Linked DNA regions of Homo sapiens: region 1 is linked to region 2. Evidence: read pairs that join two places in POLR2A ChIA-PET (ENCODE). Cell type or tissue: GM12878. All regions are shown on one strand. Links, peaks and the distances in the headings refer to the core of each region. The heading gives the core; the rest is flanking DNA.

Region 1 (16,369 bases), core at 5,160-10,159, 96 kb before region 2:
CCTCGTTCTCCTTTTTTTTTTTTTTTGAGATGGAGTCTCTGTTGACTCCGGGTTCAAGCAATTCTCTTGCCTCAGTCTCCCAAGTAGCTGGGATTACAGGCATGTGCCACCATGCCTGGCTAATTGTTGTATTTTTAGTAGAGATAGGGTTTCACCATGTTTGTCAGGTTGCTATCCAAATCCTGACCTCAGGTGATCCACCTGCCTCGGCCTCCCAAAGTGTAGGGATTACAGGCGTGAGCCACTGCATCTGGTCACAAAGCATTTTTTTTTTTTTTTTTTGAGATGGAGTTTCTCTCTTGTTGCCCAGGCTGCAGTGCAATGGAGTGATCTTGGCTCACTGCAACCTCTGCCTCCCAGGTTCAAGCAATTCTCCTGCCTCAGCCTCCCGAGTAGCTGGGATTACAGGTGCCTCCCACCACGCCCAGCTAATTTTTTGTATTTTTAGTAGAGACGGGGTTTCACCATGTTGGCCAGGCTGGTCTCGAACTCCTGACCTCAGGTGATCTACCCACCTCAGCCTCTCAAAGTGCTGGGATTACAGGCGTAAGCCACCATGCCTGGCAAAGCACTTTCATAGTTACCTCATTTGACCATTGAAATTTTTTTTTTTTTTTTTGAGATGGAGTTTCACTCTTGTTGCCCAGGCTGGAGTGCAATGGCGCGATCTTGGCTCACTGCAACCTCCGCCTCCTGGGTTCAAATGATTCTCCTGCCTCAGCCTCCCGAGTAGCTGGGATTACAGGCGCCTGCCACCACACCCGGCTAATTTTTTGTATATTTAATAGAGATGGGTTTCACCATGTTGGCCAGGCTGGTCTTGAACTCCTGACTTCAGGTGATCCACCCATCTTGGCCTCCCGAAGTGCTGGGATTACAGGTGTGAGCCACCACACCCGGCCTGACCATTGTAATATCTTGAAACATTCTTGTCATCTTTTTGTTTTTGTTTTTTTGTGTGTGTTTTTTGTTTTTTTTGGTTTTCTTTTGTTTTGTTTTTCAGACGGAGTCCCGCTCCATTGCCCAGGCTGGGCTGCAGTGGCGCAATCTCAGCTCACTGCAACCTCCGCCTCTGGGTTCAAGCAATTCTCCTGTCTCAGCCTCCCGAGTACCTGGGACTACAGGCGCCTGCCACCACGCCCGGCTAATTTTTGTATTTTTTAGTAGAGACGAGGTTTCACCTTATTGGTCAGGCTGGTCTCGAACTCCTGACCTCAGGTGATCCACCTGCCTCGGCCTCCCAAAGTGCTGAGATTACAGGCATGAGCCACCGCACCCGGCTGGTTGGTTGTTTGTTTTTTGAGACGGAGTTTTGCTCTTGTTGCCCAGGTGTGAGCCACTGCACCTGGCTGGTTTTTGTTTGTTTGTTTTTTGAGATGGAGTTTTGTTCTTGTTGCCCAGGCTGGAGTGCAATGGCGCCATCTTGGCTCACTGCAACCTCCACCTCCTGGGTTCAAGCAATTCTCCTGCCTCAGCCTCCCAAGAAGCTGGAATTACAGGTGTGCGCCACCATGCCTGGCTAATTTTTGTGTGTGTGTTTTTAGTGGAGATGGGGTTTCACCATGTTGGTCAGGCTGGTCTTGAACTCCTGACCTTAAGTGATCCACCTGCCTCGGCCTCCCAAAGTGCTGGGATTATGGGTATGAGCCACCAGGCTGGCCCAGAGAACTTAAATAACTTGCCTATGATTATTCAACTAGTAAATAGTACAGCTTGGATTTGTATCCAAGCCTTGTGACCTAAAAGCCTGGGTTTCTTCTACCCTAGGAGTGTACATTTATGTAGGGAAGCTAAAGCAAAAAAAGCTTTAATAAATGAAAGAATGGGGCTGAGTGCAGTGGCTCACGCCTGTAATCTCAGCACTTTGGGAGGCCAAGGCAGGTGGATCACGAGGTCAAGAGTTCAAGACCAGCCTGGCCAACATTGTGAAACCCCGTCTCTACTAAAAATACAACAAAATTAGCTGGGCATGGTGGTGGGCACCTGTAATCCCAGGAGGCTGAGGCAGGAGAATCACTTGAAACCAGAAGGTGGAGGTTGCAGTTAGCCGAGATTGCACCACTGCACTCCAGCCTGGGCAACAAAAGTGAAACTCCATCTCTAAATAAATAAATAAATAAAAGGAAAGAAAAGAAAGAATGTGTAATAACAAAGGTACAAAAATTCTATATAGGAGAAGATGAATGGAGGGAAACATTATGATCAAATGAGTGGTGGCAGTGGAGGCGGGCAGAGAGGATGCGGCCGAGAAAAAGAATCAGGAAAGGTTTTATGGGGAAATAAGCGGACTCTGAGGCCAGGTCTTGAAGGTAAGATAATTTTTCTTTTTTTTTTTTTGAGATGGAGTCTTGCTCTATCACCCAGGCTGGAGTGCAGCGGTACAATCTCAGCTCACTGCAACCTCCACCTCCTGGGTTCAAGCAATTCTCCTGCCTCAACCTCCCCAGTAGCTGGGATTAAAGGTGCGCACCATCACACCCAGCTAATTTTTGTATTTTTAGTAGAGATGGGGGTTTCACCATGTTGGCCAGGCTGGTCTCGAACTCCTGACCTCATGATCCACCCACCTTGACCTCCCAAAGTGCTGGGATTACAGGCGTCAGCCACCGCGTCCAGCCAGGGAAGATGATTTCTATAGGACAGAGGGAAAGAGCATATTCTAGGTTGAAGAAACCATATGGATAAAGAGGCAGGAAAACACAGACCATGTTCAGTAAACAATAAGAAATCCAGTTTGCCTGAATTATAGAGTACTTGTTAAAGAAGAGGAGAACTAGGAGAAAAGTAGTATTATAGTAGGGCATAAAGGACTAGGATATCAGGCTGAGTTTATCCTGAATTCCATTTTTAAACTCTAGCTGTGAATCAAAATAATTTGTAGAACTTTATTTATTTATTTTTAAATACAGATATCTGCATCTCACCTAAGACTTTAATCAATGAGGAAATCACTGAAGGTTTCTGAGCCAGGAAATGCCATTGATTGTTAATTTATTTATTCAATCAACAAATATGATAAGCAGCTACCATTTGTCAGGCACTGTGCTAGGAACCAGTGGATGTCAATGTAAATAAAACAATCGTTGCCCTCAAGGAATTTATAATCTACACATACAAACAGTCAGTTGAAATCAATGATAAATTATATTGTATTATGAGAGCACATAGGAGGGGTACCAAACTACTCTTGGAAGATCAGAAAAGGCTTCCCAGAGAAAATGAATTCTAAGCTGGGGCCTGAGGAATTGGTTGGGCCAGGGGGGATGAAGAGGTGTGTTCTGGGCAAAGAAAAAGTCTGGTGCAGAGCTCTAAAGGTGGAAAGGGTCATGTTCCATTTGTGGAACTGAAAGAGGTTCAGTACAGCTGTAGCACACAGTTGAGACAGGAATAGAGAGGCAAGAGAAGTGAGGAGTGAGGCCATAGAGATAAGCAGTAGCAAGATCAGTTTTGACTTTACCCTGAGGACAATGAGGAGCCACAGAAGGGTTTTTTCAGGGAGAAACAAAATTAGATGTGTATTCAAAAGTGGTACTGGCATAAAAACAGACATATAGACCAATGTAATGGAATAGAGAGCCCAGAAATAAACACCTATCAACTGGGAAAGGACAGTCTTTGCAACAAATGAGAAATGCAAATCAAACCACAATGAGATATCACCTCACATCCATTAAGATAGCTACTATCAAAAAAAAAAAACACAGAAAATAACAAGTATTGGTGAGGATGTGGAGAAACTGGAACCCTTATGCACCATCAATGGATTGTAAAATGGTGCAACTGCTACAGAAAAAAAATATGGCAGTTCCTCAAAAAGTTAAAAATAGAACTACTATATGGTCCAGCAATCCTACTTCTGGGTATGTACCCAAAAGTCTGGAAAGTAAGGTTTCAAAGAGATATTTGCATACCCATGTTCATAGCAGCATAATTTACACTAGCCAAGAGGTGAAAGCAACCCAAATGTTCATCAACCCATGAATGGATCAACAAAGTATGGTATATACATACAATAAAATATTTATGCAGCCATAAAAAGGAAGAAAATACTATCACATGCAACAACATGGATGAACCTTGTGGATATTATACTAAGTGAAATAATGTGATCCCCAAAAGACAAATACCATATGATTCCACTTATATGAGGTATCAAAAGTAGTCAAATTCATAGAAACTGAAAGTACAGGCTGGGTGTGGTGGCTCACGCCTGTAATCCCAGCACTTTAGGAGGCTGAGGTGGGCGAATTGCCTGAGCTCAGGAGTTCGAGACCAGCCTGGGCAACATGGTGAAACCCCATCTCTACAAAAAATACCAAAAAAAAATTAGCTGGGCATGGTGATGCACGCCTGTAGTCCCAGCTACTTGGGAGGCTGAGGTGGGAGAATCCCTTGAGCCTGGGAGGTGGAGGTTGCAGGCAGCCGAGATTACACCATTGCACTCCAGCCTGGGTGACAGCGAGATCCTGTCTCAAAAGTAAAAAGAAAATAGAATGGTTGTTACCAGGAGCTGGGAAGAGGGAGAAATGAGTAGTTGTTGTTTAATGGGTATAGAGTTTGTTTCACAAGATGAAAAAGGCCAGCCATAGTGGCTCACTTCTATACTCCCAGCACTTTAGAACAAGGTGAGAGGATTGCTTGAGCCCAGGAGTTTGAGACCAGCCTGGGCAACTTAGCGAGACCTCATATTTACAAAAAATAAAAAATTAGCCAGATGTGGTGGCACACGCCTGTAGTATCAGCTACTCGAAAGGCTGAGACAGGAGAATCACTTGAGCTTGGGAGATCAAGGCTGCAGTAAGCCATGATCATCCCACTGCATTCCAGCCTGGGTGATGGAGTGAGACCCATCTTATTTTTGAAAAAATAACAATTAAAAAAAAAAAGATGAAAAAGATCTGGCAGCCAGGCACAGTGGCTCAAGCCTGTAATCCCAGCACTTTGGGAGGCCGAGGCAGGCAGATCACCTGAGCTCAGGAGTTCAAGACCAGCCTGCGCAACATGGTGAAACTCTGTTTCCACTAAAAATACAAAAAATTAGCCGGGTGTGGTGGTGCATGCCTGTAATCCCAGCTACTCGAGAGGCTGAGGCAGGAGAATCGCTTGAACCCAGGAGGCAGAGGTTGCAGTGAGCCAAGATCGTGCCACTGCACTCCAGCCTGGGTGACAGAGCGAGACTGTCTCAACAACAACAACAACAAAACAAGATCTGGCCTGGTACAGTAGCTACTGTCCCTATTACGTGGGAGGCTAAGGCAGGAGGACTGCTTGAGCCCAAGAATTTGCGGCTGTAATGCACTATGAACTCTAGTCTGGGCAACAGAGCAAGACTCTGCTTCTTTCTTAAAAAAAAAAAGAAAAGAAGGCCAGGCACGGTGGTTCATGCCTGTAATCCCAGCACTTTGGGAGGCTGAGACGGGTGGATCATCTGGAGTTCGAGACCAGCCTCAACATGGAGAAACCCCATCTCTACTAAAAATACAAAATTAGCTGGGCGTAGTGGTGCATGCCTGTAATCCCAGCTACTTGGGAGGCTGAGGCAGGAGAATTGCTCGAACCTGGGAGGCGGAGGTTGCGGTGAGCCGAGATCACGCCATTGCACTCCAGCCTGGGCAACAAGAGCGAATCTCCGTCTCAAAAAAAAAAAAAAAAAAAGAAAAGAAAAAGGTCTGGAGATCTGTTGCACAACAACGTGATAATACTTAATACTAACTGCTGAACTATATATTTAAAAATGGCTAAGATGATTCAAAACAACAAAAAAAGATTTGTATTTCAGGACCACTCCAGCTGGCAATAGAGACTATAGATTTAAAGTGTGGAACAAGACTGACAAAGAGACTAGTTAAAAGGTTATGGCAAGACATAATGATGGCAGAAGGAATGATGTAAGATAAATGATTCAAGAATAGTAAAGAGGTAAGATGAACAGGACATGGTGATTGGTAAGATTTGGAAAAGGGATAGATTAGGGATAAAGGAAAAGGAAACTATCATTTGTAGAAGAGCCATTCACTATATTAATACTTTTGCAAGTTATTAATTCATTTAACAAACATTCATTGAGCAGCTACTTGTGCCTAGTATTACAGAAGATTTTAGACAATCATTCTGCCACTATGATAGAACAACTTCTCATTTTTTGAAGTTCACTAAACTAGCCATTGACACAGTACCTGCTTAATAATTATTTGTTAAATAGGAAACAGACACAAGCAATTGCATTGAAATGAGCTAAAATGAGCAAGTAAGGAAATAAATGCCTATGACTGACTCTGGAAAACACTGATCTAAGAATTTATTATCTAAGCAAATAATGGTGACCAGGATAACAAGAAAAGACCACATAAAGAGAAAGAGAAAGTAAATACAGAAAGTGCAGACAGTGATTATGTATCAGGCACAGGGATGCAGAAATGCCCCTGAGTAGTAGCAATGTGTGAGAGGTATATTGGGAGACCCTCCTTCCATGGTCCTACTTGCTACAGATTCCAAAGTTGGAACAGCTCCCAGGAGCCAACATAGAACCAACTCCTGGGAATGATACCACTTATCAAGTTAGGAAAATTACACTTGGCAAATCTATTAGAAACATATCTAGCCTAAACTCAAAAAGAACTCTGTGAATTCAAGTGTCACACTAGTTTAACAATCATGAGGGGATTAGGAGAAAGATTAGCTAGAAATCCTCTGAAGAACTTTCTAAATCCTTCTGCTGTCCTCATACTACCAATGCTGTAAAAAGATTCATCAAATGGATGGCTGAAATGACCTTGAAAGAGGCAGATATCTTTGCAGCTAACAGTTTAACTGTTAAAAGCTCAAGTGTTGGGAGCAGTACTTATTTATCCATTTTCCATTTACCCAACAAATATTTATTGCATGCCTTTATGCTCCAGTTACTGACAATTCAGCAGTGAACAATAGCCAAGCCCAAGGAGCTCAAAGACTAGTAAGTACAGGATTATAGTCAGCCAAAACTTGATTTAAATCCTAGCTCAGCTACAAGACCTTAGCTAACTTAATCTCTTTCTGAGCCTCAGATTTGTCATCTGTAAAATGGGAAAAATATTACCTATTTCATAGGATTGCATGCTAATTAAATAATATATTGAGAGGGAGAAAAAAAAAGCTTAGCAGACCCTGGCACATAGAAAACATTTAGTATGAAAAATCACTGAATGATTTTTTTATTTTTGTTACTCAGGAGATAATACAGCAGTTGAAAAATGCCTCCTTCCAAATCAATGAAACACTCTCTAATGAAAATGTTGATAAACAGGATATGAACAAGGAAGGTATCACTCAGAGTACTCCTTCAGACACCAGTACTCTATGAAGATATCTCAACTCGAATGTCCAATAAATATCTCAAACTGAACCTATTCAAAAATGACCTCTTGATCATCTCCCATTGTGTACCTCCTATAGTCTTCCCATCTCCATTAATGGCAACTCTATTTTTTAGGTGTTCAGGCCAAAAACCTCAGAGTTATCCTTGACTTCTCTCATCCTCTCATACCCCACAGCCAATGCATCAGGAAAGCCTATTTGTTTGTTTTTCTTCTGCTTTCAAAATGGATCCAGAATTCCCAGCTCCACTGCTATCATTCTGGTCCATTACCATTAACTCTCACCTTTTTTGCAGTCTTTATGTATTGCACAGACTTTATTGTAACAGTCTCTTAACTGGTTTTCCTGCTTCCACCCTTTCTCTTTTTTCAGTCATTCACCAAACAGTAGCCAGGATGATCCCATTAAAGAATAAGTCACAAAAACCTCCAAAGACTTCACAATTTATCCTGAGTAAAATCTAAAGTTCTTACAGCAGTATATATGAGACTCTGATCTAGCCAGTGTTTCCTCTCTGACCCCATCTACTACTGTTCTCTTCATGCTCTCCACTGCAGTCACATCACCCACCTTGGAGTTATTCAACCAGACCAGGCACACTTCTGCCTCCACGCCTTTGCATATACTATTCCAACTACCTAGAACACTTTGATATCCACACAGCTAGTTCCTTCACCCTTTTTTTTTTTTTTTTGTGAGCCACTGCACCCAGCCCACCTTCTTAAATTTTAGCCTCTTTTATGAGGCCTTCCCTGTCTACATGTTGAAAATTGTAAACCACCTAGCACTTAACATCACATATATTACAATTTGTTCCCTTGTTTAGTTTAACTCCTCTGCCCGCCCCCTGCTGATTAAAATATAAATTCCAGCTGGGTACAGTGGCTCATGCCTGTAGTCCCAGTGCTTTGAGAGGCCAAGGTGGGAGGATCACTTGAGCCCAGGACCAGCCTGGGCAACACAGCAAGACCCATGTCACTACCAAAAATAAAAAATATAAAATAAAGTTAAACTTAAAAAAAATTAAAACGTGGGACAGGGATTTTTATTTGTTCATTATTGTATTCCCAGTACCTGGAATAGTGCCAGACATGGTAGGAGCCAAATAAATATCTTTTGGATGAATAAATGAGCCAAAAGCAAGCAAGCAAGTCAGAGAAAAACTGTTTTAAGGATAAAGTAAACTAAATAAACTCTTCTATTATTTGTGGGCTAGCTTGCCAACCTCAAATTCTTGTTTCTCAAATGTCACAGGGAGTTACTAAAAATAAGAACAGAAATGTACCACAGTTTGAGAGTTTTTTATTACTAAATGAGCAAAGCAAAAAAATTAAATAAAAATTACTTTTTCCAAAAGCAAAGTACATGTCAAACTGTATTTGTAGAAATATTTTTTGCACATAGAAGTTTAAGTGAAATAAACTTCTAATTATGAAAGGATTTGAGATGTGACATTTCTTTCTCTCTCTTTTTTTTTTTTTTTTTTTTTTGAGACAGAGTCTCACTCTGTCACCCAGGATAGAGCATAGTGGTGTGATTTCGGCTTTGTAGCCTCTGCCTCCAGGGATGAAGCAATTCTCCTGCCTCAGCCTCTCAAGTAGCTGGGATTACAGGCCCCCGCCACCACGTCTGGCTAATTTTTTTTTTTTTTTTAGTAGAGACAGGGTTTCACCATGTTGGCCAGGCTGGTCTTGTACTCCTGACCTCAAGTTATCCATCTGCCTTGGCCTCCCAAAGTGCTAGGATTACAGGCGTGAGCCACTGTGCCTGGCCTTCACACTATTTTTGATTTCTGGCTCTTTCCGCTAGGGCTAATTCAGCTTTCTTAGAGTTGGGTCTACACTAGACCATCAACTACAAACACACACTAAGCATATACTATGGGCCCAGCCACACAGAGTATTATTATAAGCTCTATCTAGGAGACTTAGTTCCATTAGAGAACCTGGGATTTGACACAGCTTGGAGAGAAGAGAGATAAGGACATTCCTAGTACTGGAAGGGACACCTAAAGCAAGAATGTATAGAAGAGAGCAAAAAGACCCATGTAACTAAGGGAGGGATTCGTATTATCAAACGAGATTAGAGAGAATTTAGAATAGGAAACATAATTTTTTAGACAGAAGCATCACATTATCAGGTGTGCTTGATGATGATTATTCAGATAGTAGTATGTCAAAATGAAGAAAACAGGTCAGGTGTGATAGCTCACACCTGTAATCCCAGCACTCTGGGAGGCCCAGGTGGGAGGATCCCTTAAGGTCAGGAGTTCGAGACCAGCCTGGGTGATATAGTGAGACTCCATCTCTACAAAAAATGTAAAAATTAGCTGGGTGTGGTGGCATGCACCTGTAGTTCCAGCTAATGGGGAGGCTGAGACAGGAGGATCATTTGAGCCCAAGGGTTTGAGGCTGCAGTGAGCTATGATGGTGCCACTGTATTCCATCTTAGGTGACAGAGCAGCAAGACCTTGTCTCTTAAGAAAAAAAAAAAGTATTTGTAGGAATTGAGGCATGAAATAATATTATGGCTTTGGAATGAAGAGAAAGAAAAATAATCAGAAAGATATCACAAAGAAGAAAATAGGAAAAGACGGCGGACCGATTAAATTCAAGTGATGAGAAAAAATCAAAACTAACCCCAAAGAACAAAGGATTCTAATAAGAGAACAAGGATTTTTTTTTTTTTTTTTTGAGACAGTCTTGCTCTGTTTGCCAGGCTGGAGTGCAGTGGTGCGATCCCGGCTCACTGCCACCTCTGCCTCCCAGGCTCAAGTGATTCTCCTGCCTTAGCCTCCCGAGTAGCTGGGATTACAAGCATGTGCCACCATGCCCAGCTAATTTTTGTATTTTTAGTAGAGACAGGGTTTCACCATGTTGGCCAGGCTGGTCTCGAACTCCTGACCTCAGGTAATCTGCCCACCTTGGCCTCCCAAAGTGCTGGGATTACAGGTGTGAGCCACTGTGCCCGGCCAAGAACAAGGATTCTAATAATGATAAGGGCCGGGCACAGTGGCTCACACCTGTAATTCCAACACTTTGGGAGGCCGAGGTGGGCGGATCACGAGGTCAGGAGTTTGAGACCAGCATGGCCAACATGGTGAAAACATGTCTCTATTAAAAATACAAAAATTAGCTGGGTGTGGTGGTGTGCGCCTGTAGTCCCAGCCACTTGGGAGGCTAAAGCAGGAGAATCTCTTGAACCTGGGAGGTGGAGGTTGCAGTGAGCTGAGATGGTGCCACTGCACTCCAGCCTGGGTGACAGAGCAAGACTCCATCTCAAAAAATAAAGAAATGAAATGATAAGGTTGGAATGGATGGCCAGTTTGGGGAAGGTAACCAAGCTAAGCTGTACTGCAAACACTAGCAAAATAACTGAGTGGAAAAAAAGAAAATGAACTATAATGAGTAACAACTATTAATATACAGAGAGATCTGAGAGTTAACAGCATGGGATAACAGATTTTTAAAAAACAGTTTCTAAGGAAGGGCACAGTAAGAATTTTCTCACTATCCCAGCCATTAACCATTGAGTTCATGAAAGACACTCCAGTGAACTAAAGATGGTCATTGACAGATGGCCTTAGTGACTTGCTTGACCAATAAAATGCAGCTTAAGGGACATTCTGGAACTTGCAAGGCTAGGTCATAAAAGGCTTGCAGCTTCCACTTGAGTGGTTTGTACCAGTCTAACTATCCTGAGATCACCATGCTGTGGGAAGCCTAAGCCATATGGAGATGATCTAAAGAATGAGACACCATGTGGAAAAAGAGAAGAACCAAGGAGTACCATGGCACCAGATATGCAAATGAAGAAGCCATCTTGGAAATGGATTTGCCAGCTCAGTCACTCCAGCTGACACATATGGATCAAAGATCCAGGAAAGCCCTTCTGCATACCTGACCTACAAAATCACAAGCAAACTAAAATTAGAAAGCCACTAAGTTTTGGGGTAGCTTGTTATGTAACAATAGATCATGGGAGCAGATGTCTTTTTATCCTAAACCTAAAGCCTAGCAAAGTACCTAGCCCATAGTAGATTCACTCAAAATGGTGTGTATCAAGTGAATCTCTACCTTCCCGTGTATTTTCTAATTTACATCTTTGTCGTTTCCCCCTCACTTGTCCTTTTAGGAAAACCTGAATCACAGATGCAATCACTGTTAGTACCTCTGGTGTGTCTCTAAACTACCATGTGGTGGTTAACAGCTGCCAGTCCCAAACTTGAAAGATAGGTATGCCTTTGCTGCCAAAGTTAACCCAAGGCAGGGCACCAAGCAACTTCACATCTTTATCATGGTAAATAAGGATAGGAAAATATTCTGTACTGAAACACACAAAAAAATAAGAAGCAGGCACAACTAATAACAATATCACATATCACAGCACACCAAAAAAACTGGAATCAGGGTCTGCCTTGCTCACTTTTCCTTTCTTTGAGATGGGGTCTCACTTTGTTGTGCAGGCTGGGGTGCAGTGGCAGAATCCTAGCTCATTGAAGCCTTGCCCTCCTGGGCTCAAGTAATCCTTCTGCCTCAGCAGGAGTAGCTGGGACCACAGGCACAAACTATCATGCCTGGCTAATTTTTAAATTTTTTTGTAGAGATAAGGTCTCACTATGCTGCCTAGGCTGGTCTTGAACGCCTGGCCTCATATAATCCTCCTGCCTCTCAACCTCCCAAAGTGCTGGGGTCACAGGTGTGAAGCCACTGGACATGGCCTTGGCTTGCTCATTTTTATAAATAACGCATGAGTTTGGTCACTGAACCCATGGAGTTTCATTGTAAGCTGTCTGATTATATAAGGCTTCTTATAAGTCTGACAAAACCAACTCAGAAGCAATACATATCAACCCGCATAAACAAGAAATTTCCAAAGTCACTAATACTCTTTAATAAAGAAAGAAGATGTATGGTTGGGTGGGAATAGGGAGTGACAGGAGGATCAGAGCTATGTGAATAACAAACTCTCTGCAATAGCCTTTAGCTAAAAGCATTTCTTTCAGTACCAAACATCTGCTCGACTGAGATGGCTCTGTTGTAAAAAGACCGAATCACCTCGACTAGGCCAAGGAATATTCTGCAACTGCAGAATTGGCTGAGTGGTTCTCATCGCCACAGAAGAAAATAAGAATAGTTTATTTTTTTTTAAATTTTTTTTTTAGGCAGAGTCTCGCTCTGTTGCCTAGAGCTCTGTTGGCTAGAGTGTAGTGGCATGATCTCGGCTCACTGCAACCTCCACCTCCCAGGTTCAAGTGATTCTCCTGCCTCAGCCTCCGGAGTAACTGGGACCATGGGCTTGTGCCACCCATGCCTGGCTAATTTTTGTATTTTTTATAGAGACGGAGTTTCACCATGTTGGCCAGGCTGGTCTCAAACTCCTGGCCTCAGGTGATCCACCCGCCTCGGCCTCCCAAAGTGTTGGGATTACAGGCATGAGCCACTGCACCTGGCTGGATAGTTTTCTTCATGGCAGAAAAGGCAAGAGAGACCCCCAAAACATCCTGCTCACCAAGCAATTCAATTGCTGACTCTCCTGATCAGAGAGTACTGCCATTTGTGAACCCTCTCCACAACCATATACCTTACCCAGTTCCCCAATCTTCTAGCCACTGAGAGTTTCTGCACTAACAGGTTCCCAAACTGCTTGATTTTGACGGTATTTCCTTCTCTGTGCCTTTCTTAACAATATTAAAAGGAAAAAGCGCTTTGAGATGACATACAATCTATCCAGAGGCATCTCTTTCTCTTCTCTCTTTCTTCCTCTCCTCTCCATCCCAACCTCCCACTCATCTTGGCTATAGAAGAGAAAACATATACCATGTAAGTTTTTGGCAGCTACTTTTTGATTATGAGTGACAGACATCTTTATTTTAGGATGAAACTGACAACATAAAGACAGAGCAAAGAGAAAGAATAAGGTCTCTGGACAGCGTCAATTTAACCATTGAATTATATCAATACTTAATCTAATAAACTGCTAAAATTCCAGTTATATGAGTCCTTTTGTTGTTTAAAGCCCATTTAACTATTTTCTGTTACTTGCTCCCAAACACATTCTAATACACCCAATGACCAGGAAGAAAGTATCTTTTCCAAATAACCCAGAATACATAAAAAGTGAGTCAGAATTGAATTCTACAAATACTATGCATGCTACACACATAAGATCTTGTGCTTAGCACCGTGGGGAATATAAAAATCAATTAAGCACAGCATGTTGTAATAGAAATAGACTTTGAAGTCAGATGAACCTGGATGCAATCCTACTTTGGGGAAGTAACTTAATTTCTCTAAGCTTTAGTTTTCTCATCTACAAAATGGAAGAAATAAGATTATAGCATTGTGAGAATTATAGTTAATATACAGTATCAACCATAGCATTCTGCCCATAGTGGGAGTTTAAATAACTAATAGTTGTTATGGTTTAAGAAATGGGAGAAATTCTTTACTCTCCAATGGGGCAGAAAACACAAATACTTATGATCTGCTGACTGGGATATTTACAGGGCATGGTTGATTGTCAAAGGTTCCAATTCTTCGCCTTCTACTGAATCTGTGCCTTTTGACACATAACTTTGCGGCATATTCCTGATAAGGGCAGAGCATACTTCCTACCCCTGGACTCAAGCATGTGACTTGCTTTGTCCAATGGGATGTTGGCCAAGCAAATCTGAACATAAGGAGAGTCATGAAAATCAGTTGTGCAAATGGACTGTCATATTCTTGCTATTCTGGTATCATCTTAAAAAGGACAAGTCCAGTCTAGCCCACTGGCCCCAGAAGGAGGATGAGCCAGAGCAAAGTTCTCCCAGCAAATTTCAGCCTAGAGCAGACCACCAGCTGACCTGCAGATGCATGAGTGAGCCTGAGATCAGCACAACTGCCAAATCTAGCCCCACTCAGTTCAGCTAACTCTGGAAATGTATGAGAAATAAACGTTTATTGTATGCTTTTGAGGTTTTGTGGCTGGAGGGCAACAGCTAACCAATACACAGAATTATATTTTCTGTTAAAAAAAAAACAAAGATTTACACTTCCCTGATACTTGTGACTAAGTGAAAGACAAGGTTAGGTCTTGTGAATGAAAGACATACTTATGGTACATTCCTATTCTTTTTTTTTTTTTTTTTTTTTTTTAAGAGGTCTCTCTCTGTTGCTCAGGCTGAAGTGCAGTGGTACAATCATGGCTCATTGCATTCTCAACCTTCAACCTCCTGGGCTCAAGCAATCATCCTGTCTCAGCCTCCCAAGTAGCTGAGACTGTAGGTGTGTATCACCACATCTGGCTGATTTTTTTAATTTTTTGTAGAGTCTGGGTCTCACTATGTTGCCAAGGCTGGTTTCAAAATCATGGCCTCAGGCAATCCTTCTGCCTCTACCTCCTAAAAGTGTTGGGATTATAGGCATGAGCCACTGCACCCAGCCTCAATACAGATTCATATTTCAACTCATTAAATTTAAAAGGTTTCATGTGACTTTTCACCAAACCGTTTTCACTATATATTTTTTGAAACAGGGTCTTGCTCTGTCACCAAGGCTGGAATACAGTAGTGCAAGTATGGCTCACTGCAGCCTCAACCTCCTGGGCTCAGGTGATCCTCCTACCTCAGCCTCTCCAATAGCTGGGACTACAGGTGCATGCTACCACACCTGACTAATTTTTGTATTTTTTGTAGAGACAGGCTTTTGCCATGTTGCCCAGGCTGGTCTCAAATTTCTGAGCTCAAGCAATCTGCCCACCTTGGCCTCTGGAAGTGTTGGGATTACAGGCGTGAACTACCATGCCCAGACTATGCTTTCACTTTAACAAATACTAGTTTGCTTAAAAACTTGAGTCAGCTGGCCGGGCGCGGTGGCTCACACCTGTAATCCCAGCACTTTGGGAGGCCAAGGCAGGCGGATCACCTGAGGTCAGGAGTTCAAGACCAGCCTGACCAACATGGAGAAACCCCGTCTCTACTAAAAATACAAAATTAGCCGGTCATGGTGGCGCATGCCTGTAATCCCAGCTACTCAGGAGGCTGAGGCAGGAGAATTGCTTGAATCTGGGAGGTGGATTGCAGTGAGCTGAGATCGGGCCATTGCACTCCAGCCTGGGCAACAAGAGTGAAACTCCGTCCCCCCAAAAAAAAAATCTTTAGTCTATCATTACTACAGGTAGTTTAAAAATAAAAACTAAGTGTCTGACTGTTCCAAGTTCAATTAATGTCTACAATTACAAAGAAGACTCATGGAAATGGTTCAAGCCCAGGAAAGTCCAGATCACTAATGTATATGGGAAATATTCTTCCTAATAATGTCAATGTTTTATAGGTATTAATGAGTGCCATGCTTGTCTACTGTAATTATTGACAAATAAATGTGAAGAGAAATGAAGAATGGTACTCACATTACTTTGGAGGACAAGCATTCCACCAACTGAAAAGTATTTGGTGAATGTCATCTAAGTTTCAAGGACTGTGCTAGATATTTTTAATAATTTATTTTTTATTATCCTTACCATATAGTTGTGCTGCCAAGTCAAATTATAAGGCAATTAAACCTAGAAGTCTCGAAAGACCTATGCCATCAAGGCCTTTGCTGATCCCTTCTAAAAATAACCAAGAGCATTTGGCTATTTGGGCTTCATCACTACCAGTCTATTAACATCATATTAAAAATTACTAATATCATAAGCTATGTCAAAATCTCATTAATGCTGCTGGAAAGACTGGCAATAAATACTCTTCCATAAAGTACACATTGTATGTTTTATATGGCTATAAAGAAGCTAACAAGCAGCAGATTAAGTACAACATGGCCAAGAGAATATTGCATTATGATCACTCATTACTGTCATTTCCACCACAACCTGCTTTAAAATATGCAACTTAACACAGATTTTAAAGGATGTTCTTCTCTGTCGGCAAAATTAACACACCAGCCCTTCCAATGAATTCACATTTCAGAGAACAATCACACATGCAGGGAATGCATCAAATACTTTTATGCTTGTTAGCGTCAGAACTCTGGTA
Region 2 (16,369 bases), core at 5,289-10,288:
ATCTTGGTTAGCATTATTTGCCCATCTTTTGAATAAAAGCCATTTTAAGGGTGAGATGATAACTCATTGTAGTTTTGATGTGCATTTCTCTGATGATCAATATGTTTAGGAACTTTACATAGATCTGTTTGCCATTTGTATGCCTCCTTTTGAGAAATGTCTGTTCAGATCTTTTGCCCATTTTTTAATCAGATTGTTAGATTTTTTCCTATAGAGTTGTCTGAACTCCTTATATTTTCTGGTTATTAATTCTTTGTCAGACGGGTAGTTTGAAATATTTTCTCCCATTCTGTGAGTTGTCTCTTCACTTTGTTGACTGCTTCATTTTCTGTGCAGAAGCTTTTTAACTTCATGTGATCACATGTGTCCATTTTTGCTTTGGTTACCTGTACTTTGGGGATATTACTCAAGAAATCTTTGCCCAAACCAATGTCCTGGAAAGTTTTCCCAATGTTTCCTTGTAGTACTTTCACAGTTTGAGGTCTTAGATTTAAGTCTTTAATCCATTTTGATCAGATTTTTGATTAGGTTTTTCTTCTGCATATGGATATCCTGTTTTCCCAGCACCATTCATTGAAGAGATTGTCCTTTCCCCAGTGTATGGTCTTGGCACCTTTGTTGAAAATGAGTTCACTGTAGGTATATGGATTTATTTCTGGGTTCTCTATTCTGTTCCATCAGTCTGTGTGTCTGGTTTTTTGTTTTTGTTTTGTTTTGAGACAGGGTCTCACTCTGTTGCCCAGGCTGGAATGGAGTGGCGTGATCACAGCTCACTGCAGCCTCGATCTCCTAGGGCTCAGGTGATCCTCCCAACTTAGCCTCCCAAGTAGCTGGGACTACAGGTGCATACAACCACACCCAGCTAATTTTTGTACTTTTTTTTTGTAGAGACAAGGTTTTGCCAAGTTGCCCAGGATCATCTCAAACTCCTAGGCTCAAGCGATCCACCCTCCTCAGCCTCCTAAAGTGCTGGGATTATAGGCATGAGCCACCATGCCCAGCCTATGTGTCGGTTTTTATGCCAGTATTCTCGTGTTGTTTTGGTTACAATAGCTCTGTGGTATAATTTGAAGTCAAGTAATGTGATTCCTCCAGTTTTGTTCTTTTTGCTCAGGAGGCTTTTGGCTGTTCTAGGTCTTTTGTGGTTCTAAAATTTGAGGATTTTTTTTCTATTTCTGTGAAGAGTGTCACTGGTATTTTGATGCAGACTGCACTGAATCTGTAGATCGTTTTAGGTAGTATGGACATTTTAACAATATCGATTCTTTCAATTCATGAACATTAAATATCTTTCCATTTTTTGGTGTCCTCTTCAATTTCTTTCATCAATATTTTATAGTTTATAGCCTGGCCAACATGGTGAAACCCCGTCTCTACTAAAAATACAAAAATTAGCCAGGCATGGTGGCACACCTGTAGTCCCAGCTACTCAGGAGGCTGAGGCACAAAAATTGCTTGAAGCCGGGAGGCAGAGGTTGCGATGAGCCAAGATCACATCACTGCACTCCAGCCTTGGCGACAGAGCAAGACACTGGATAAAAAAAAAAAAAAAAAGTCTTATAGTTTTCATTGTAAAGATCTTTCACTTATTTGGTTAAGATTGTTCCTAGGTATTTTATCCTATTTGAAGCTGTTGTAAATGGGATTACCTTCCTGATTTCTTTTTCAGATTGTTTGCTGTTGGCACACAGAAATGCTACTGATTTTTGTATACTGATTTTGTATCCTACAACTTTACTGAATTGTTATCAAGATATGTTTCATTCGTAACAAAATACCTTACTAACCTCCTCAGTGCCCTCAGGGTTCCCTGAGAGTGGCAAATCCTAGTTTTCCATATTACAGCACAGAAGACAGAATTGCTCATTGCAGCTCAATGGGTCTGGTTTTACATTCTCAGCTAGCTAGGAAGAGGTAAGAAACTGCTAACTGTGGCAGGGCACAGTGGCTAACTCCTGTCATCCTAGCACTTTGGGAGGCCAAGGCAGGTGGATCACTTGAGGTCAGGAGTTCCAGACTGGTCTGGTCAACATGGCAAAACCTTGTCTCTACTAAAAATACAAAAATTAGGCCAGACACGGTGGCTCACATCTGTAATCCCAGCACTTTGGGAGGCCAAGGCAGGTAGATCACCTGAGGTCAGGAGTTCGAGACCGGCCTGGCCAACATGGTGAAACCCCGTCTCTACTAAAAATACAAAACTTAGCCAGCATGGTGACACACATCTGTAATCCCAGCCACTCAGGAGGCTGAGGCATGAGAATCACTTGAACACAGGAGGCGAAGGTTGCAATGAGCCAAGATCACGCCACTGCACTCCAGCCTGGGAGATAGAGCAAGACTCCATCTCAAAAAAAAAAGAAAAAGAAAAGAAAATTAACCAGGCATGGTGGTGTGCACCTGTAGTCCCACCTACTCAGGAGGCTAAGGCAAGAGAATCACTTGAACCCATGAGGCAGAGGTTGAAGTGAGCTGAGATGGCACCACTGTACTCCAGCCTGGGTGACAGAGTGAGACTCCAAAAAAGAAAGAGAGAGAGAGAGAGAGAGAGAAAGAGAAAAGAGATGGAAGGAAGGAAGGAAGGAAGGAAGGAAAAAAGGAAAGGAAGAAGAAAGAGAGAGACAAAGAAAGAAAGAAAAAGAGAAAAAGAAAGAAAGAAAGAATGCTAATTGCAACTGAGCTGCTTTGGTAGGAGTCTTGTTAGAAGTTTTACAATAGCACAATAGACTAAATTTTGGTATTTGTATCTTGGTTCACAGCACTTTTCAAGAGGGGTAAATGTATTTCTTAAATGTTATATGCTTAGAGATACTCTTGCACATAAACACAAGAGGCCTGAATAAAGATATTCATTTCATTTTACCAGTGTGTGTAATCAGCGGAAAGAAAGGAAACAACCTAAAGTTCATCTGTAGGAGTAATAGATAATAAACTGTGGCATATTACTCAATAAAACATACAGCACTTAGATGAACAAATTATAAGTAGCAATGTGAATGTATTTAAAAAGTAATGTAGAGTTGGGGAGAAAAGCAAGTTGTAGTTAGCGATATTATTAAAATTTAATTCAAGAAAAGGTTTTCAAAGAAGTTACTGAAAAAAAATTGCACAACCACCCCACAGTATACCATTTTTATAAAAATGTATTTTAAAAATACACAAAATAATATATACTAATCGGGCATGGTGCCTTACGTCTATAATCCCAACACTTTGAGAGGCCGAGGAGGTGGATAGCTTGAGCCCAGGAGTTCGAGGCCAGTCTGAGCAACATGGTTAAACCTAATCTCTACAAAAAATACAAAAATTGACCAGGCGCGGTGGCTCACACCTGTAATCCCAGCACTTTGGGAGGCCGAGGCAGGCAGATCACAAGGTCAAGAGATCGAGACCATCCTGGCCAACATGGTGAAACCCTGTATCTACTAAAAATGCAAAAAATATCTGGGCGTGGTGGTGTGCACCTGTAGTCCCAGCTACTCAGGAGGCTGAGGCAGGAGAATTGCTTGAACCCAGGAGGCAGAGGTTGAGTGAGCTGAGATCGTGCCACTGCACTCCAGCCTGGGCAACAGAGCAAGACTCCGTCTCAAAAAAAACAAAAACAAAAACAAAAATTACCCAGGCATGGTGGCATGCGCCTGTAGTCCCAGCTACTCAGGAGGCTGAGGCAGAAGCATTAGTTGGGTCCCAGGAGGTCAAGGCTGCAGTGAGCCATGACCACACCACTGCACTCCAGTCTGGGCAACAGAGCAAGACTCTATCTCAAATAATAATAATAATAATATATATTATATATTATATATTACAGAAAAGCAGAATAGCATAGTCATGAATGCTATGACATCTACAGCCAAACAATCTGGGTTCAAATCCTTGCTCCGTAACTTCTAGTTATATGAACTTAGATATGTTATTTAACCTCTCTACATCTCTAGTTCCCTATCTGAAAAATGAAAATAAAAACAGTGCCTACATTTTATATTTATTAACTCATTTAATCCTTACAATAACCACAAAGTTATTGATTAAATGGATAGTACCTAATAAACAATAAGCATTCAACTCCTGTTTGTTATTATAATTATTAAAGATATTACATATTTATAGTGAACATCTAAAAGCATGAACTAAAAATGAAGACACTAAATTCATAATAGTATTTGCCTCAGGGGAAAGAAAGTGAAATGACAAGAAAGGGAAACAAAAGAGACATCCACTATACTAATAAAATTTTGTTTCCTTAACGTGATGAAGTGGCCAAGTGGTTAAGGTGATGGACTGCCAATAATATTTTTGTTTCCTTCTATTGAAAAACAAACCTGTGGCAAATAACACAAAATGATATATCTGTTAATTTTATCATTTTTCATTAATTAATATTTGTTAATTCTGGGTGTTATTTATTATACTGTACTCTTTTCTGCATTTAAATTTTTTTAATTTCAAAAAAGTTTAACAGGTTTGTTGTTTTTTTTTTAAGATGCAGTCTCGCTCTGTCACCCAGACTGGAGTACAGTGGTGCGATCATGGCTCACCACAACCTCCGCCTCCCAGGTTCAAGGGATTCCCCTGCCTCAGCCTCCCTAGAGGCACGCGCCACCACACCCGGCTAATTTTTGTATTTTTAGTAGAAATGGGGTTTCACCATGTTGGTCAGGCTGGTCTCAAACTCCTGACCTCATGATCCGCCCGCCTTGGCCTCCCAAAGTTCTGAGATTACAGGCATGAGCCACTGTGCTCGGCCTTCACAGTTTTTTTTTTTTTTAAGTCTATTGCTAATGCAACAGCTATGTAGCATGCTTAAGCCAAAACATTGATAACAATTTGGCAAATAAACAGCATGCCAGTGTGCAAGCCAAGCCTCTAGACTCTCAAACTTTTATTCTGCTAAATTTCCACCGTAGTTTTTAGTCCTAGGAATATATATATCTTAGGCTAAAACTTCAAAATCATGGGTGAATTTTTGGATGGCCTAACTTATTTAAGTCCACAAACTTAAAATATTGGGTGGGATCACTGGCTCACGTCTGTAATCCCCCAACAATTTTAGAGGCTCAGGCAGGATGACTGCTTGAGCCCAGGAGTTCAAGATCAGCCTGGGCAACATAGTGAAATCCCCGTCTCTACAAAAAATACAAAAATTAGCCCGGCATGGTGGTGCACACCTGTAGTCCTAGCTACTCAGGAGGCCAAGGTGGGAGGATTGCTGGAGCCCAGGAGGTCAAAGCTGCAGTGAGCCGTGTTTGGGCTACTGCATTCCAGCCTGGGCAATAGAGCAAACGTCTGTCTCAAAAAAAAAAAAAAAATTAGAGAGCTCATAACAAACACTGATATTTAGTGTAGAGACCCTATCACATGCTAAAGTAATACTAATGATTAGATAGCTGAGATGAGTGGTAAGAAGTAGAGTCCTCTCCATGGGAGTAAGAACTGTATTAATCCATTTTAGAGAAGTGCTGAGCAAGAGAAAACTTCCAAACCATGCCTTCTGCTCCCTTGGCGAGCAAACTAAATGACTATATTTTAAATGAAATCAACCAAGCTATAAATGGCTGTCAATTTATTCTGACAAATTTTAATAACTAATAAAAGGCAGCAAAGATATACACGTACAAACCCTAAAACCAAGCCCAATTTTATAAAATGTGGGAATGATTACTTTTAAAATAAGAAAATACATTATTTCAAATATATGACATTTTATGATGGTTTCTGCCTCTGGATTACCTCTCTTGGTCTTATATATTGAGTATTATCTATTGATACTAATAGTGTCCCTCAAAGTATTAATATACTTTTTTTGGAACAGAGATAACTACAGTTACCATCACATTACCAGAAAAACATAAGGCGTTATTGTCACAATGATGGGGGTGTGGGATGAGCACTACTGGTATTTTAGTGGGCAGGTGCTAGGGAAGCTAAATGTCCTACAATGCACAAAACAAAGAATTGTCCTGCCCTAAATGCCAATAATGCCCTGGTTGAGAAACACTGTGTTAGAGAAGCTTAATCATTTTTGTTCTTAGACTAGGAAATAGCATTTAGCAGTCTTTCAAAAATGCCCAAATTATGTGGCTTATAAGGACACAAGTAATTTTTTAGTAACTATGTTCTCAACTTAAATATTATAAACTTGGAAGTTCAAAACTTTTTCTTTTCTACATAGGTAGGTTTGTTTTTTCAAATATTAATTTCATTTATATAGGAGTTGATTTGTTTTTCACAAAGAAAATACAACTAAAAGCTTTGATTGGGGAAAGTAATTTGAAAAGCTACCAATTAAAAAAAAGTTAGTGAACTAAATAGCCTATCTTCAATATTATATTTTTTAATCTTTCCAAAGTAAGAATTCCAAAAATCATTTTTCAGAAATATCAAGGAAATTTTTAGGACTCTCAGACCACACTCCTGTCTGAAATATGCTTCTGGAAATAATAACTGCAGCCACTATTTACTACAGACCACGCATTCTACCAAGGGTTTTGTATGTTATCTGTAATCTTTGTGACAACTCTGCAAAGCATGTATTATCATCTCTAATTTAAAGAAAAAGAAATCAAAATCCTGAGAGATTATGACTTCTCCAAATATAAACAACTAGTGAGACTCAGGATTCAAATCTAGTAGTTTCAAACCTAAGCACTTCCCATTATAACATGTCTCCTTCAGAAATACATCAAATTTCTGTGAAAAATGATTTGTGGGTTAGCTACGTAGAAAGCTACTACTATTCCCCAACTTCCCTCAACAGGGTGAGTAAAAAGTGTACAAATGATGGCTCTACCAGTCTCTGAGGCAAAAGCCTTCCTTCAGTCATTCAATCACATTCTACAGACAGAAAAATCAGTATTGATTTAAACAGGCTTTCTAAAGAATGGATGCCATGCTGACAGGGAAAATATGCCAAATCCCAATCATTCTCTATTTTCCATTCTAATGCACAGTATCTGCTGTTTCTCACCCCTTCATTTCAGCAAAACAAAGTAGATACAACTTCACAATAGTCCAGACACAAATTTAATCCTGCAATGCACTAGAAAGCTATCTACCAACAGGTAGCTGGATTTGGCAGTGTCAGCCAGCAATCAAAAATTGTCAATGTCCATCCAAATATGGAATCATATGTGCACAAAGTTGGTAATATTATCCCACAAAGTCATCAAAAAAGATTTCTGAGAATTCAGTGGACTTTCACACCCTAGATATAAAGAGTAGAAAAAGACTGCAAACATAATATACCAATATCCTCATCACATTGTTTTCTTTCTATAATCATAAAAAGTCCCCACCTAATCCAGAATAAATTAAGGATTCATTATGAGTAATATGTAGCCCCGAAAACTGGCCACTTATTTTCTAGAATGGGAATACTGACAAGTACATTAGCTGTGTATCAATACCAAACACATGGCAAATCTACATGACAAGTCTGCTCAGCTGTTATTCTTTCTATGGACCAACACAGCTAATACAGACACGTTTCAGGATGACTATCTAATTAAAAATAAAAGCAATACTGCTGAGCTTACCTTCCTGCTGTGAAATAATGAGTTGCAGTTTCCATTCAAACCAAAGGCAATCTAGCATAAAAACTGGCATCCCTTATCTAATTAACCACGAATATACACAATGGCATATATTAGTACCAGACAGATCAAAAGCCAGTTCTTAAAAGTGTATTAGCTCTTCTAAATAAGCATCATATTTGCTGTGTAACTTCAATCCACCAGGCCCTAAGCCATGACATAAAACAGAAACTTAGGGTGAAAGTTATAAAGGCAGTTAGAGATGAACTAGTTTAATCTTTAGACCAATTCAGGAATCCCCTCTATTAGCTGACTCAAATGTTAATTGGGTAGCCACTAGGTGCAAGGCTTTAGGACAGGTGCTATAGTATTTACTGAGCATTTACTATAATCCAGATGCTTTTCCAAGTGCTTTACATTTAATATCCATAACAGTCCTATAAAATAGATGCCATTATTACCCCCAATTTACAAATGTGTAAACGAAGGCATTAAGGAATTAACTTGCCCAATCTCACAACCAAGAAGTGGTAGAAGGCTGAGCACAGAGGCTCACACCTGTAATCCTAGCACTTTGGGAAGCTGAGGCAGGTGGATCACGAGGTCAGGAGGTCGAGACCATCCTGGCCAACATGGTGAAATCCCATCTCTACTAAAAATACAAAAATTAGTCAGGCATGGTGACGTGCACCTATAGTCCCAGCTACTCAGGAGGCTGAGGCAGAAGAATCACTTGAACCCAGGAGGCAGAGGTTGCAGTGAGCTATGATCACACCACTGCACTCCAGCCTGGTCGACAGAGCAAGACTCCGTCTCAAAAAAAAGAAGCGGAGGAGCCAGAATTCAAACCCAGAGGCTGTACTCTTAATCGCTATGTTAATATTGCCTCTCTGGTAGGAGGATGTACAAAATGGAATAAAACATGACTCCACCTTTCCAAGAACTCAGTCTCCTGAAAGATACATGTAAATCAATGAATATAATAGAGTACAATAAGATAATTTTTTTTTTGAGACAGTCTTGCTCTGTTGCCCAGGCTGGAGAACAGTGGTGCGATCTCGGCTCACTGCAACCTCTGCCTCCCGGGTTCAAGCGATTCTCCTGCCTCCACCTCCCGAGTGGCTGGGACTACAGGCACGCACCACTATGCCCAGATAATTTTTTTGTATTTTTAGTGGAGATGGGGTTTCACTATGTTGGCCAGGATGGTCTCAATCTCTTGACCTGGTGATCTGCCCAACTCAGCCTCCCAAAGTGCTGAGATTACAGGCATGAGCCACTGCACCCAAACAAGATAATTGTTAATGACAGATAAGAGGGAAGGCTTAATTAAGGTACTGGCAGTGAGGAAAAAGAAGTGAGAGAAGATAAGTGACCATTTTTTTAGAGATGGGGGTCTCACTATGTTGCCCAGGCTGGACTTTACAGGCATGATCACTGCACACTACAGCCTCGAACTCCTAAGCTCAAGGGATCCCCTTTGCCTCAGCCACCTCAGCCGCCTCAGCACTACCATGCTGAGCAGAGATAAGTGACATTTTTAAAAAGGTGTTCTGGCCAGGCGCAGTGGCTCACGCCTGTAATCCCAGCACTTTGGGAGGCCGAGGCGGGTGGATCATGAGGTCAGGAGATCGAGACCATCCTGGCTAACACGGTGAAACCCCGTCTCTACTAAAAATACAAAAAAATTAGCCGGGTATGGTGGCCGGCACCTGTAGTCCCAGCTACTCGGGAGGCTGAGGCAGGAGAATGGCATGAACCTGGGAGGCGGAGCTTGCAGTGAGCCGAGATAGTGCCACTGTACTCCAGCCTGGGCGACAGAGCAAGACTCCATCTCAAAAAAAAAAAAAAAGGTGTTCAAGTCCGGGCACCGTGGCTCACACCTGTAATCCCAGCACTTTGGGAGGCCAAGGCGGGCAGATCACCTGAGGTCAAGAGTTCGAGACCAGCCTGGCCAACATGGGGAAACCCCACCTCTACTAAAAATACAAAAATTAGCCAGGCATGGTGGCAGGCACCTGTGATCCCAGCTACTTGGGAGGCTAAGGCAGAAGAATCGCTTGAACCCAGGAGGCAGAAATTGCAGTGAACCAAGATTGCGCCATTGCACTCCAGCCTGGGGGACAAGAGCAAAACTCCATCTCAAAAAAAAAAAAAAAAAAGGTGATCAAGTAGACATATGAGGTACAAGAGGTACCCAGATGACTCCAAGTTTAACTAGAATCCCTCCCATGTTTCTGGTTTGGGTAACTGGGAGAATGGCTAGCCATTCACCTAAAGGATATGATGTGTAAGGAGACGCAAATTCTTCTCAGATCTTACTGAGTTTAAGTTGCCTGAAGGAACACCAGTTAACAATGTCCAGGAGGCTGTTGGAGACACCATACTGGAGCTTAGGAGAGAGGACTAGACTGAAGATGTACACTTAAAAGTTACTAGCATGCCGGGCGCGGTGGCTTACGCCTGTAATCCCAGCACTTTGGGAAGCCAAGGCAGGCGGATCACAAGGTCAGGAGATTGAGATCATCCTGGGTAATACGGTGAAACCCTGTCTCTACTAAAAAAAAAAAAAAAAAAAAATACAAAAAAATTAGCCAGGTGTGGTGGCGGGTGCCTGTAGTCCCAGCTAATCGGGAGACTGAGGCAGGAGAATGGTGTGAACCCGGGAGGCAGAGCTTGCAGTGAGCCGAGATCGTGCCACTGCACTCCCTGGCAAGACAGTAAGACTCCGTCTCAAAAAAAAAAAAAAAAAGTCACTAGCACTTACTAAAAAATTTCCCAAAGTACAGAATATGACTCTAGGTAATACCGAGTTCCTACCATGCACCAAAGCCCAGGCACCTTCTTTTTGTGCTTAGGTGAAAGCAGGTAAGTGGTCAAGGGAACATCAATATATACAGGACAAAAAAAGGAAGAGTATACAAATGAGACTAAAAAGGAAAAACGCAAGAATAAAACCAGAAGAAAGTATATTGCCATTGATAGTAATGACAAAAACCACAATTACTTTTGCACCAACCTAATATGTCACAGAAACCAAAAGTGGAAACAACACACATATCAAATACCACAAAGTAGTATATGGTATGAAGAAAACTGTCCACTGGATTGGACACTACAGAAGGCAGAGTCAGCCTGGCCTACTAAAACAACACCAGTAACAAAGAGCTCACTACAGTAGTCTGTTCTATTATTGCAAAGTTCTGGTTGTTAAAAAGCTTTTCTTCTTTCCAATGACATAACAAAAAGCAAACGCATTGGAGTACACACTACTATGTTCAAATTCTGACTCTGAAGAATTAACAGTTAAAATAACCAAATGCAATGATGATACTTGGCTAGATCCTGATTTGAACAAACCAGCTATAAAAGACAATTAGGGATTTTTTTTTTTTTTTTTAAGATAAGGTCTTGCTCTGTCACCCAGGGTGTAGTGCAGTGGCTCAACCATAGCTCATTTGCAGCCTCAAACGCCTAGGCTCAAACAATCCTCCCGCCTCAGCCCCCCAAAGTGCTAGGATTACAGGCATGAGCCATCATGCCCAGCCAATTGGGGAAGTTTTAATAAGCACGACTACCAGACAATAGTAGAAAATTACTGTTAATTTAGTTAAGTATAATAATGATATTAAGATCATATATGACATTTTTTGGCCAAGCGCAGTGGCTCACACTTTGGGAGGCTGAGGCAAGCAGATCACCTGACCTCAGGAGTTCGAGACCAGCCTGGCCAACATTATGAAACCCTATCTCTACCAAAAATACACAAAAAATTAGCCAGGTGTGGTGGTGCATGCCTGTAGTCCCAGCTACTCAGGAGGCTGAGGCATGAGAATCACTTGAACCCAGGAGGCGGAGCCTGCAGTGAGCCAAGATTGCACTCTAGCCTGGGTGATGGAGTGAGATTCGGTCTCAAAAAAAAATTTTCTGGGCCATGCACAGTTGCTCACTCCTGTAATCCCAGCACTTTGGGAGGCCAAGACAGGAGGACTGCTTGAGGCCAAGACTTTGAGACCAGCCTGGGCAACATAGCAAGACCCCATCTCTTTTTTTTTTATTGTATTTATTTATTTTTTGAGACGGAATGTCTCTCTGTCGTGCAGGCTCAAGTGCAATGGTATGATCTCAGCTCAGTGCAATCTCCACCTCCTGGGTTCGAGCGATTCTCCTGCCTCAGTCTCCTGAGTAGCTGGGATTACAGGTGCGTACCACCACGCTGGGCTAATTTTTGTATTTTTAGTATAAATGGGGTTTCACCATGTTGGTCAGGCTAGTCTCGAACTCCTGACCTTGGCCTGCCTTGGCCACCTGCCTTGGCCTCCCAAAGTGCTGGGATTACAGGTGTGAGCCACCACACCTGGCCTCCATCTCTTTTTTTTTTTTTAATGCAGTTTCTGATCTTCTGTGTATACTAAATGTATCTATAACTTTATATGCTGGAATATGAAATAACACAAAACTAATATTGGACCCGATGCAAATAATGTGAGATGGTAAAGCACTAGGTGAATTTATGAATTTCCAGGATAATATCTCCTTTGATCAATTTTCCTAGTTAAATATGAGAAGGCCTGAAAAGGACCACTTGGGGCAGAAAGGCAACTCATGGGCTGGGTGCACAGCATGGCAACAGAGCAAGACTCTATCTCAAAAAAAAAAAAAAAAAAAGAAAAGAAAAGAAAGGCAACTCACCTTTTCTTCTGATGTTAGAGGGCTATTTCAGAATTTCAGAGACTGTGGGAAAGAAAGTAATCAAGAGGAAAGAGGAAGTTAGGTTCCTTGTGTTAGCCTGGCCTTTTTTTTTTTTTTTTTTTTTGAGTCTCGTTCTGTTGCCCAGGATGGAGTGCAGTGACGCGATCTTGGTTCACTGCAACCTCCACCTCCTGGGTTCAAGCAATTCTCCTGCCTCAGCCTCCCAAGTAGCTGGGACTACAGGCATGTGCCACCACGCCTGGCTAATTTTTGTATTTTTAGTGGAGACGGGTTTTCATCATGCTAGCCAGACTGGTCTCGAACTCTTGACCTCAGGTGATCCACCTGCCTCAGCCTCCGAAAGTGCTGGGATTACAGGCGTGAGCCCCCACCACACCCGGCCAAGAGAATATTTTTATAGCCATGAAAAATGACAGTTGCTATCAGTACACAAAGATATATGTACAAGAATATTAAAGTATAAATTGTTGGTAACTGTGATGGTTAATACTGAGTGTCAACTTGATTGGACTGAAGGATGCAAAGTATTGTTCCTAGTGTGTCTGTGAGGGTGCGGCCAAGGGAGATTAACATTTGAGTCAGTGGAGTGGACGAGGAAGACCCACCCTCAATCTGGGTGGGCACCATCTAATCAGCTGCCAGTGTAGCTAGAATAAAGCAGGCAGAAGATGGAAAAGCAGACTTGCTGAGTCTTCCGGCCTTCATCTTTCTCCCATGCTGGATGCTTCCTGCCCAAGAATGTCAGACTCCAACTTCTTCAGCTTTTGGACTCTTGGACTTACACCAGTGATTTGCCAGGGGCTCTCAGGCCTTTGGCCACAGACTGAAGGCTGCACTGTCAGCTTCCCTACTTTTTGAGGTTTTAGAACTTGGACTGATTTGTCACTGGCTTCCTTGCTCCTCAACTTGCAGACGGCCTATCGTGGGACTTTACCTTGTGATCATGTGAGCCAATCTTCCTTAATAAACTCCCTTTCATATATACATATATCCTATTAGTTCTGTCCCTCTAGAGAACCCTGACTAATACAGTAACAGAAAAATGGAGACAATCCAAATATCCAAAAATAGAGATAGATTAAATAAATTACAGTACAGGCCAGGCACAATGGCTCACACCTGTAATCCCAGCACTTTGGGAGGCCCGAGGCAGGTGGATCATTTGAGCTTAGGAGTTTGAGACCAGCCTGAACAACATGAGGAGACTTTGTCTCTACAAAAAATACAAAAATTGGCTAAGCGTGGTGGCCCATGCCTGTAGTCCCAGCTACTTGGGAGGCTGAGGCAGGAGAATCGCTTGAGCCCAGGAGCGGAGGTTGCAATGAGTCAAGATGACACCACCGCACTCCGGCCTCGGCACTAGAGCAAGACCAATCAATCAATCCATGTGCATCCATACAACTTAATATTATGTAGTCATTAAAAGAATGAGGTAGCTAGCCAGGCGCGGTGGCTCACACCTGTAATCCCAGGACTTTGGGAGGCTAAGGTGGGAGAATCACAAGGTCAGGAGATCAAGGCCATCCTGGCTAACACGGTGAAACCCCATCTCTACTAAAAACACAAAAAATTAGACAGGCCTGGTGGCACACGCCTGTAGTCCCAGCTACTTGGGAAGCCGAGGCAGGAGAATTGCTTGAACATGGGAGGTGGAGGTTGCAGTGAGCCGAGATCACGCCACTGCACTCCAGCCTGGGAGATAGAGTGAGACTCCATCTCAAAAAAAAAGAATGAGGTAGCCAGGCACAGTCACTCATGCCTATAATCCTACCACTTTGAGAGGCCAAGGGGAGGATCCCTTGAGCCCAGGATTACAGACAGGAGCCACCGCACCTGGCCGATTTTTTAATTTTTTGAAGAGGTGGGTTCTTACTATGTTGACTAGATTGGTCTTGAATTCCTGGCCAACGTGGTGAAACCACGTCTCTACCAAAAAAAAAAAAATACAAAAATTAGCCAGGCGCGGTGGCACATGCCTGTAATTCCAGCTACTGAGGAGCCTAAGTGAGGCAGGAGAATTGCTTGAACCCAGAAGGCAGAGGTTGCGGTGAGCTGAAATCGCACCACTGCACTCCAGCCTGGGTGACAGAGTGAGACTCTGTCTCAAAAAAGAAAAAAAAAATCAAAAAAACAAATACAAAAGATATAGTCATTAAACTGAATTCATACTGATATATAATAGATGGAATTTCTTTAACTTTCTGATAGAGGTTTGCTTCCTTTAATATTTTTTCCTGATAAAAGTTCAGGAAAGTAAATTTCAGGCAGGTGGATCACCTGAGGTCAGGAATTCAAGACCAGCCTGGCCAACATGGCTAAACCCCGTCTCTACTAAAATACAAAAATTAGCCGGGCATGATGGCGGGTGCCTGTAATTCCAGCTACTCGGGAGGCTGAGACGGGAGAATCACTTGAACCTGGGAGACGGTGGTTGCAGTGAGCTGAGATCACACCACTGCACTCCAGCCTGGGCAGCTGAACGAGACTCCATCTCAAAAACAAAAAAAAAAAGAAAGATTTTAACCAAATTTCAGACTAGCCAGAAGGAAGCAACCTGTAACTGTTCAGACAATACAGGTGACAGTTAAAAATCTTCAATGATATCTGTTGCTTATAAAATTCTTTAGCCCGGCATTCGAAGACTCTGCTCCACTATAATTAGGCTAATCATTATTCCCTACTCTGCTCCACTATAATTAGGCTAATCATTATTCCCTACACTTAACGCACCCTTCTGATGTAGTGTTGACTTTCTGCCTCAGCTTATATGATGTTCATGTCATTCTAGCTCTTGTAGTAATCTGACTATACTACTTACTTGGCACTCAATTAATGTCTTTTTGGTCTTCCTAGCTCCACTCTCACACTTTTTTCAATCTGTTTCACCAGGCTAAGTAAACTTCTGAGAATCATTCATGTGTCATACAAAAGTTCTGCCTCATTTGACCCCTACCCACATCTCCAGCCTCATCTATGTCCATTCCTCTATCTGCAGTCACAATCTACTCCAAACATAGAGAATTGCTATATTTGTAGAGCCCTGCTCACACTTCAATATCTATGCATGTAATATTCTTTCTCCCTGGTGTGTTCTTCCCAGATTCTTCCACATGACTCTCTCAGTAATCATCTCATGTGGGAGGTGTTCTCTGACCCCTCAATCTCATTTTCTGTGCTTTGATATCACCCTGCACAAGTCTTAGTTATTATAGTCATCATATAGTATTTTAATTGTTGCTTATCATCTCTTTCACTGGACTATGAGCTTCCAGACTATGAGCTCTTTTAGTTCAAGCTAAGGGCTTGGACTCAAACTTACCTTCAAACTATGGCAATACAAAGTATAATACTACAATATTGAGTCAAAATGTACAGTGGAGAAAAAGCAAAATAAATAGGACATCGAGATTCCACATTTTCAATGTAAAAAACATACTCCTTCTTTCATTCACTCAGCCAACATATATTTATTTAGCACCTCTTACGGGCCAGGCACTATGCCAAATCCTGGAGAGATGGTGACGACAATATAGACATACACAGACAAATAATTCTGAGAGGATACAGTCCAAAATGTTAACAATGGTTTTTAACTTTTTTTTTTTTTTTTGAGACAGAGTCTCACTGTGTGGCCCGCTCAGGCTGGAGAGCAGTGGCACAATCTCAGCTCACTGCAACCTCTGCCTCCTGGGTTCAAGCAATTCTCCTGCCTCAGCCTCCTGAGTAGCTAGGATTACAGATGCACACCACCATGCCCAGCTAATTTTTGTATTTTTAGTAGAGACGGGGTTTCACCGTATTGGCCAGGCTGGTCTCAAACTCCTGACCTCACATAATCCGCCTGTCTCAGCCTCCCAAAGTGCTGGGATTACAGGGGTGAGCAACCATACCCAGCCTGTTTTTAACTTTTTGAATCATGGGCAAATTATGAATAATGTGTATCTTCTCCTTTAAAATCTCTATTTTCCAATTCTTCCTTAATGAATATGCATTACTTTTATAATCGCCAAAAAAATTTTTAACATCCTTCCAAAATACAAATTCCTAACAAACAGTAGCAATACAAAACCCAAAGTAAATACTATGTAATGTGAAAGTGAAACAAATGTTGAGAACTTTTAGTCAGA

The links. ChIA-PET counts read pairs that join two places held together with the same protein. Peaks named below come from ENCODE experiments on the same cell type or tissue, not always from the same donor. Only the 100,000 strongest peaks of a DNase experiment are listed, where the experiment ranks them.
Region 1: POLR2A ChIA-PET joins it to region 2 with 7 read pairs; 3 of 35 experiments call an interaction of 5 or more read pairs at or near these places.

Annotation. Positions count from the first base shown.
Region 1 is chr1:45,367,393-45,383,761 of GRCh38, forward strand. The region is part of intron 4 of TESK2 (testis associated actin remodelling kinase 2); the gene reads right to left. Among named protein-coding and RNA genes, the nearest start is that of TOE1, 35 kb to the left of the region's middle. In GM12878, for the core only: no CTCF peak of the experiment used is centred there; no DNase peak of the experiment used is centred there; H3K27ac peaks cover 1,919 bases.
Region 2 is chr1:45,462,886-45,479,254 of GRCh38, forward strand. The region is part of intron 1 of TESK2 (testis associated actin remodelling kinase 2); the gene reads right to left. Among named protein-coding and RNA genes, the nearest start is that of TESK2, 20 kb to the right of the region's middle. RefSeq lists a silencer at 10,670-10,719. In GM12878, for the core only: no CTCF peak of the experiment used is centred there; a DNase peak (open chromatin) is centred at 7,586.